2 separate regions of the Mus musculus genome follow, and region 1 is linked to region 2. A link is a contact called in ENCODE Hi-C or POLR2A ChIA-PET data. All regions are on one chromosome and are shown on one strand. Each heading gives the region's core, a stretch centred on a gene start or an enhancer-like site at or near the end of the contact. The rest is flanking DNA. Distances are from core to core; before and after follow the strand shown.

The links. A loop is a pair of places that touch in the nucleus more often than their neighbours do. ChIA-PET counts read pairs that join two places held with the same protein, here RNA polymerase II (POLR2A).
Region 1: a loop to region 2 is called in a map of heart, with 4 times the contacts of the local background. The contact joins the promoter of Fuca1 here to the promoter of Gale in region 2. A Hi-C loop is called at or near these places in 1 of 37 maps with a recorded cell type or tissue (heart). POLR2A ChIA-PET finds 5 or more read pairs at or near these places in 1 of 5 experiments (Patski).

Annotation. Positions count from the first base shown.
Region 1 is chr4:135,918,795-135,922,343 of GRCm38, forward strand. Fuca1 (fucosidase, alpha-L- 1, tissue) reads left to right here and starts at 1,932. Exons shown (of 8, transcript NM_024243.4): 1 at 1,932-2,356. The coding sequence starts at 2,010. It overlaps Cnr2 (cannabinoid receptor 2 (macrophage)), which reads left to right. Exons shown (of 2, transcript NM_009924.4): 2 at 1-1,425.
Region 2 is chr4:135,961,331-135,965,045 of GRCm38, forward strand. It overlaps Gale (galactose-4-epimerase, UDP), which reads left to right and starts at 2,395. Exons shown (of 11, transcript NM_001356493.1): 1 at 2,395-2,458. Hmgcl (3-hydroxy-3-methylglutaryl-Coenzyme A lyase) reads left to right here. Exons shown (of 9, transcript NM_008254.3): 9 at 779-1,338. The coding sequence ends at 880.

The DNA of each region.
Region 1 (3,549 bases), core at 682-3,181, 43 kb before region 2:
TTAATACTTTTGCTTTTAGAAGATCCGGCCCGCAGACAGGACTTCCCCATTGCCCAAAGGAACTAACAGGGTGGTGTCCAGTGCAAAGAAAAATCAGCCTCCCTAATAAAGCAAGGAGGTCCACTCGGCTCTACAGCCTCTCCTAAGCTTCTGCAAGGTGACAGTTTGTTTTCTCTGTGAAGGTCAACGGCGTCTCATTTTATTCTTCCCAAGACAAGTTCTGTGCATCAAAAGCTGCTGCAAATTCTAATCGCTGTTTGGGAGGATCAGGGGAAGAAGTCGATTCGCCCACGCTTAGTGATTTAGACTGTATTTCAACATCAACTTGGGGGAGGAAGAGACAGAAAAGACACGGTGTTTCCTTATTACTCCTCAAAGGAGGAAGTGCTTGGTTCTGTCAACATAAGCCGATCTCTCCAAGGTGCCTGACAGAGGAGGAGGGAATACAGTTTCCACAGCTGTGAATTCCTGCACCAGCTTTGGTCCACACTTATGTGGTCTTGATCAACCCCCGCCCTTTACCTTGCTTTGGTTTCCTTCTCGGTAAATTGGGAATGGTGGGGAAAACAATGCTCTCCAGGGCCATTAAAACCTCTCATTGCTCTAACATGCTGTGGTTATCTCTGCAACCATGGAGACCTTTGTGCCATATGGACCATGTGACTTCTGGCTCCCATACTTCCTGAAGTTATGGGCACACACCATATACCATTGGGCGTGTGCTGACTGTAGAGGAATTGGGTGACTGGCCATATGAGTTTTAGAGATTTTCCCAGGGCAAGAGGGTTCTCTTGGCTCTCAATTTTTCTGGTCCCTCATGCCTCAGTGGTCCCCTGTGTGTGGGTCAGGCATGCTTGTTTAGCGGTGCCAGACTGAAGCTCCGGCCTTCCGGTGTACCAAGCAAGTGTTGTACTCCTGAGTCAGGTTTTCTTCAGTTAGATGCTAACTAAGCTCTCTGAGAGACCCTCAAAGTTTTTGAGGTGTAGCTCAGTCAGTAGAGTGCTGCATCTGCAAGAGCAAATCTCTGGGTTCAAAGGTCAGTACTACCTAAAACCAGGAATGGCAGTGCCATCCCCTACCTGTAATCCCAGCACTCCTGAGGTACAAGCAGGAAGATCAGGAATGCAAAGTTACTGTAGCTGTAAGTTCGAAGCCAGCCTGAGCTAGTTGAGACCCCCTTACCTCAAAATAAATTTAAGTTACAATTCTAAATTAAATTAAAATGTCTAGGGCTGGAGAGATGGCTTAGTGGTTAAGAGCACAGACTGCTTTTCCAGAGGTCCTGAGTTCAATTCCCAGCAACCACATGGTGGCTCACAACCATCTGTAATGGAATCTGATGCCCTCTTCTGGTATGTTTGAAGAGAGCGATGGTGTACTCATATACATAAAATAAGTAAATAAATCTTTTTTTAAAAAAATGTTTAAGTTCCTCGGAGTTCTTGTTAAGTTCAACGGACAAAAGATAGACTAAAATAACCACGTCTGCCCTTAATCTTTCAGCAGCCATTTCTCTCCCTCCGCATAAAGCTCCTTCTAACCTTGTTATTTCTCAATCTCTTCGGCAACTCTCCAATCTGCTAAACTCCACCTGCTGGCTGGAGGTATAGCACAGAGAACCCGCGGCTCCTAAATAGTCACTAAATAAAACGACCTGGCTTCAGCCTTCCCCTGAAGATTGGTGCAACAACGTGGACTTCTCCCAGTTTTCCCCACACCTTGGGTCTTTCTCACTTGCGGGGAATCCGGCAATTAAATCCTTAGGCGAGTCTACGGAATTTAAATTCAATAGAGCAGAACCAGCAACGCCGCCTTAAGTCTTTCTCCCTTCCAATGCCAGAGGGCGCTCCAGAGCCGCAAGCCTGACCCCACCCCCTCTCCTTCCAAGCCAATCGTTACTCTGAGAGGCGGGGCTACTCGCCGGCGCTTGCGTGTTAAGAGGGGGGCGGTGCGGGCCCGGAAGCAAGGATGTAGGAGCTGAACTTGAGTGGTGGGCTGTGGACTCTGGGATGCTGCTGCTGCTGCTGCTGCTGCTAGTGGCTGCGGCCCAGGCAGTGGCCCTGGCTCCGCGCCGCTTCACTCCGGACTGGCAGAGCTTGGACTCGCGGCCACTGCCGAGCTGGTTCGATGAGGCCAAGTTCGGGGTGTTCGTGCACTGGGGGGTGTTCTCGGTGCCCGCCTGGGGCAGTGAATGGTTCTGGTGGCACTGGCAGGGCGATCGGATGCCGGCCTACCAGCGCTTCATGACAGAAAACTACCCGCCCGGCTTCAGCTACGCCGACTTCGCACCGCAGTTCACAGCGCGCTTCTTCCACCCGGATCAGTGGGCCGAACTCTTTCAGGCTGCCGGGGCCAAGTGAGTGCGGGACGGGCGCGAGGCGGGAGCAGGCAGGCCATAGCCGGCGCTGCCTGACCTCGGAAGGTCCAGGACCCTACGTTCTGCATCTCGGAGGAAGGACGCTAAAGACGAGAATCCAGCTGAGGATCAGTTAAAAAAATAAATAAATAAAATAAAATAAAATAAAATTAAGGCGGGAAAGCACTGGGTGGTACACCTGTGCGGAGAGAGACTAGAATCAGGCTACATCGGTGTCTCGTTTGAAAGGTCCAGAACACAGCCCAGATTCCCGTCGGTGGCCCTGAGTTGTAGATCTGACCAGTCCCCTTAGGCTACGGGTAGCGTCCGTCCGTGGAAGCTTATAAAAAAGCGCCGCCTGACTTCCTTGTAGCCCTGTGCCTCTAAAGGAAGAAGGAAGGATGGAAGTTTGGGGTTGCTCTTTGTTGGGGTCTCCCTCACTTCTCACTTGCTTATAGTAGAACTCAGAGGAGGAAGGGGGTTGTTTGGGCAAAGCCCTGCAGAGGAAGTGCGTTTTGAGAGCCCTCTAAGCCAGAGAAAATATTGGCTGACTTTGGACGCGGGATTTGGCCACTGTGAGGGCAGCCTCCCGCTCCTGGCTTAGTGTAGTCCTCCGCTCTCTTCATTGATTTTCTGCCAAACTCCGACTTTTTATTCCCTCGGGACGTTAGGTTTTCTCCCCCGAAGGGAAAGGCTGTGTATAGCTGGCACTTAGTATTTTCGCCAAGTAAAAGGCCTGAGGGAACAGAAATCTGTCATCTTGCCATCTTGAGAGCCGTAATTTACAAAGTTGAACTCCAGCCTTTTTCCAGACTTCCTGTTTAATGGACGAGGTAACTAGCCCAGAGAGAGGAAGGAGAGGAAGGAGCCTGGTGTCCTAGACTGCAGGTCTATGATCTGGAAGTGAAAGCTCCAGAAAGCTCATGGGACAGGTGTGCCCAGGCTCTGCAAGCCATACCCAGAGGGCGTGGTTATTTGCTTGTTGAGTGGGAAGGGATTTTATATTTCAGAAGGACTTTTTGAAAGGGGAAAGAGATGTATTGCAGGAAGGACTGATGAAGTTCAGGGGCCCCTACACCAGCTAGTGGTAAAATCTCATGTAACATGCTATCTTTTCCTATAAAAGTAAGTGATATATTGAATGGACTGATTATCTCAACACATTTTTTTTTTCAGTCCTAGATATTTGAGCC
Region 2 (3,715 bases), core at 1,145-3,644:
GCCAAGATCCCAGGGTGACATCCACACTTCAGTCGCAGGAGGCCCCCAGAAAGTGGAAGGAGCCCTAAGAGGGGGCAGCTTTGTGACCTGCAGTGAGTCACTTCCCCCAGACTGTTTTCTCTATGAACAAGGGCACACTGTGAAATTAGCCACACAGGGCTCCACTGGACTCTGTGGGACCTCGGTGGTGGCACAGAGGTCACACTACATCTCAGCTTTGAGGTCTGATGGTTGAAAGCCCAGATCTCTTCCACCCCGGCTGCTCGACTTCCAAGTATTTCATCTCTGTAAACCCGAGTAACAACGGTGCGTGTGCTCTCCACTGTCACAGGATTAAGAAAACGCATGGCCAGAAGCATAGGTCAGTGGAGACACCCTGGACCAATCTGTAGCATCAGAAGAAACTGTAGCGTGCTTGGCACTCAGTAATGGCCGGCTAGCAGATTGGACTTACTGTTACAGTCGAGTTGGGTGAGGGAGTGGTCTAGTAGGTGAGACCTTCTCTAGCATTAGCAATGGTCTGGGGACAGTCTCAGCACAGGGAAAGAGACACAAAGGCCAACGAATGGACATCACAGTTCCTGTGGGGCAGGCTGGACCCTGAACATGGAGATGGGACACCACTAATAAGGTCCCTTCCACAAACCGCCTGCTGGAGACAGCCCCAGACAGTGGTCACAACTGTTGCAGGAGGGGCCTGTTTGCTGTCATCTTCCCCTTCCCATGTCAACAGCTGTCTATGGTCTGTTTGCCTTACTTTATTCCTTACTTCTTCAAGGGTGTGAACCTCCAGAAACTTCTAGAAGCTGGGGACTTCATCTGTCAAGCCCTTAACAGAAAAACTAGTTCCAAAGTGGCACAGGCCACCTGCAAGCTCTGAGACCCTCGTTCGCCTGAACCAGAACGGAGGGAATTGGGTGTATACAATGATTCCTGGATGAAGAGATGGAATGAGAGCAAATGAGCCGGCATCACAGAGGTCCCTGTCCCTGATGATAAGGGCTAGAGCTGCCTGGCCTGGGCCAGCTCCCCAGAGCTGTGCCTAAGCACTTGCTTGGGATGGCCCTGGGTGAGTCTGCCTGCCAACAGAGCTGATGTCCACCGCCGCAGGGCCTTTGTTCTACCTCTGAGGACAGAGAGCAGTTTCCCCTTATGCCAGCAGAGCATTTGCTGGAATGGTGGGGGTTGATCTGCATCTGTGGTCATCTGCCAACGAAATCTCCACTCTGTGTGTGATTTTTTTGAAAACAGCTTATGTAATTAAAGGTTTAATTTTCTAATATAACATTCAAACGTGTGTTTATGGGTGGAGGAGTAAAATTGCTCTGAGGGAAGAGGGAAGGTTTTGTGGCTGGTTCATCTTTGGATCTCTTCCATCGCCACACCCAAGCCCCCAGACCACTGACTGGAAATCATTGCTGTGGGGAACACCCTAGGACTCGCTTCTGAGAACGTGCCTGTTTCCAGAGCAGGAAGATAGATCAGGAAGATAGATCTCTTACTGGTCTGGAACTAGCTAAGGAGACTAGGCTGGCTGGCCAGTGAACCCCAGGGATCCATCTGTATCTGCTTCCAGTGAGATAACAAACTTCCACAATGGTCAACTTGACAGTATTATTATTATTATTATTATTATTATTTATTCACGCGCTAGCTATCTTCAGCTTCCCTTTTCATAAACTCACTGAAATTCTGCTGGGCCTGAAGACCTGTACTACCAGGAAAGATTTAGCTTCATTTATGTATTTGTGAGAGAATGCCAGCTATGTATGGTATGTGCAACGGAGGTCAGAAGCGGGCATGGCATCCTATGTAATGAGAGGCGGTAGGTATGTGGGTGCCAGAAACAGGACTCGGGGCCTCTGCAGGAGCAGCCTCCCGAATGCTGGGATTAAAGGCGTGTGCCACCACCGCCCGGTCCCGCTTTGTATCTTAAACCGAGACAAAAGTGTCTTGAGTCCCTATACGGGGGCAGGTGCGCAAACACAGCTTTGGGGGAGGGAGGCAGCGGCTCAGCGATGGGCACAGCAATTGCTACTGTGAATGTCAAGGTTCCTTCGCCATCGCGGGTTTCTTCCCACGTGAACTTGGACGCAGCCCGGGCCAGCCATGTCCTCCAACTGGAGCTGCCCGACCAAGGGTTTGACACAAACAGTGGCTCTGAGTGGAGGGACTAGAAAGGGCCCAGTCCCGACCTTGTTTCTCCTCAACAGCCCGCCGGTAACCGGATGGCGTCCGCACCCCTCATTTCCGCCCTCGATGGAAGCGCACTGCGCAGGCGTTTAAAGCCTGTGCAGACCATTTGTCCCTCCAGGGTTGCCGTCCAGGCAGTAACCCAGTACACACGTTTCCTGGAGGGCGTGGAGGGGCGGGGTCGGGCTGGGCTGTCAGGTCTTAAAGGGGCCGCGGCGCTGGTCGCGGGAGGCGGTGCCTGGAGTCAGCGCTGGAGCTTCCGCAGGTTCGGCCGGTAGAATGAAGGGCTTAGTGAGCTCGGAAGGGCCAATGCTTGGTGGGGAGCGAGGAGGTTCCAAGAGGGTCGGTTCGTGTTCGGAACAGGGCCAGGCTCACCCCTTCTGCTCGCGTTTTCCGCAACCGTAGCGGGGGCCACCCGAGCCCATTCATTCGGGGCTCGGCTCCCCGCTCCTGCTCCCAGCCCAGACCCGAAGTCCAGAGCTAAGCTCCGCCTCGCCCAGGCTGCTGAGACCCAGCATCCGCTCTCCTGCCTTGTACAGACAGGGAAAACTGAGGAGGGGACCGCTGACCAAGGTCATCCCCTAGTCCGGAGCGGAGCGACCTCAGAGCAGCCTTTCTGCCACCAGAGTCCCCTCAGCGACCGCCTCCCCGCGTCTTCGCGCAATGCGGGAGCTGCAGGGAGTCGCGGGGCATAGTCTCGGGGATCCCCCTTAGTCAGTTCTTATTGCTGTGTGACCCCAGGCCGACTGCCTCTGGGCTCAGACCCTAGTACCCAGGGCTGGTAGAAACACCTGCCACATCCAGATGTTGGGAAAATAACGCACAAGTGCGGGGTAGTGATTCTGGGTCGCACTGGACGCCCCGTCCAGTGGGCTGCAGCAGAATAACCCCAGCAGAAACTTGAGGCAGCTCGGAGAAAGACGGCAGCGAGCCAGGTCGTGAAAATGAAAGGCCTCACTGTGTGGACTGCCTCTCTGTCCGCCCAGCAGTTTGCTCAGGGTGGGGATGCACACCTGGCAGCGGAGAGCGAGCCAAATCCACGTCGACACCGGCTCACTTGGTGCTGCCCTCCTTGGGCGGGATCTGTGGCTCCAAGTCAGCTGGGCCAAAGCTGAGCTATTGGCTGCCCCAGGGTGGGGTGAAGCCCTACCCACTCCAGGGCTGTTGGCACTGCAGCCTCTGAGCTGGGCACAGCCTTCCTGGCTAAGGACCCCACCCTTGAGGCCATTTGGCGTTCTTACTGCTTCCTCCCAACTGACCTTCCAGGGGAAGGGTTGTTGGAGCACTAGATGTTAGTCATCAAACCCAGGAACCTTTTGCTCCGGGGAAAAGGTGTCAGTTTACAGGGACAGGTCCCTTTTTCTGTATCCTAGCCTCCCATTCTTAAGCGATGTTCTTCTGCCCGAGACTGTCCATACTCCAGACATGGAGGCAGGAAGGGTGGGTCTTCAAAAGGCCCATCTTCCCACCCTCTGTCAACAGGAACTAGACAGCATGGTGTGTCTGATGTCCTACATATGCA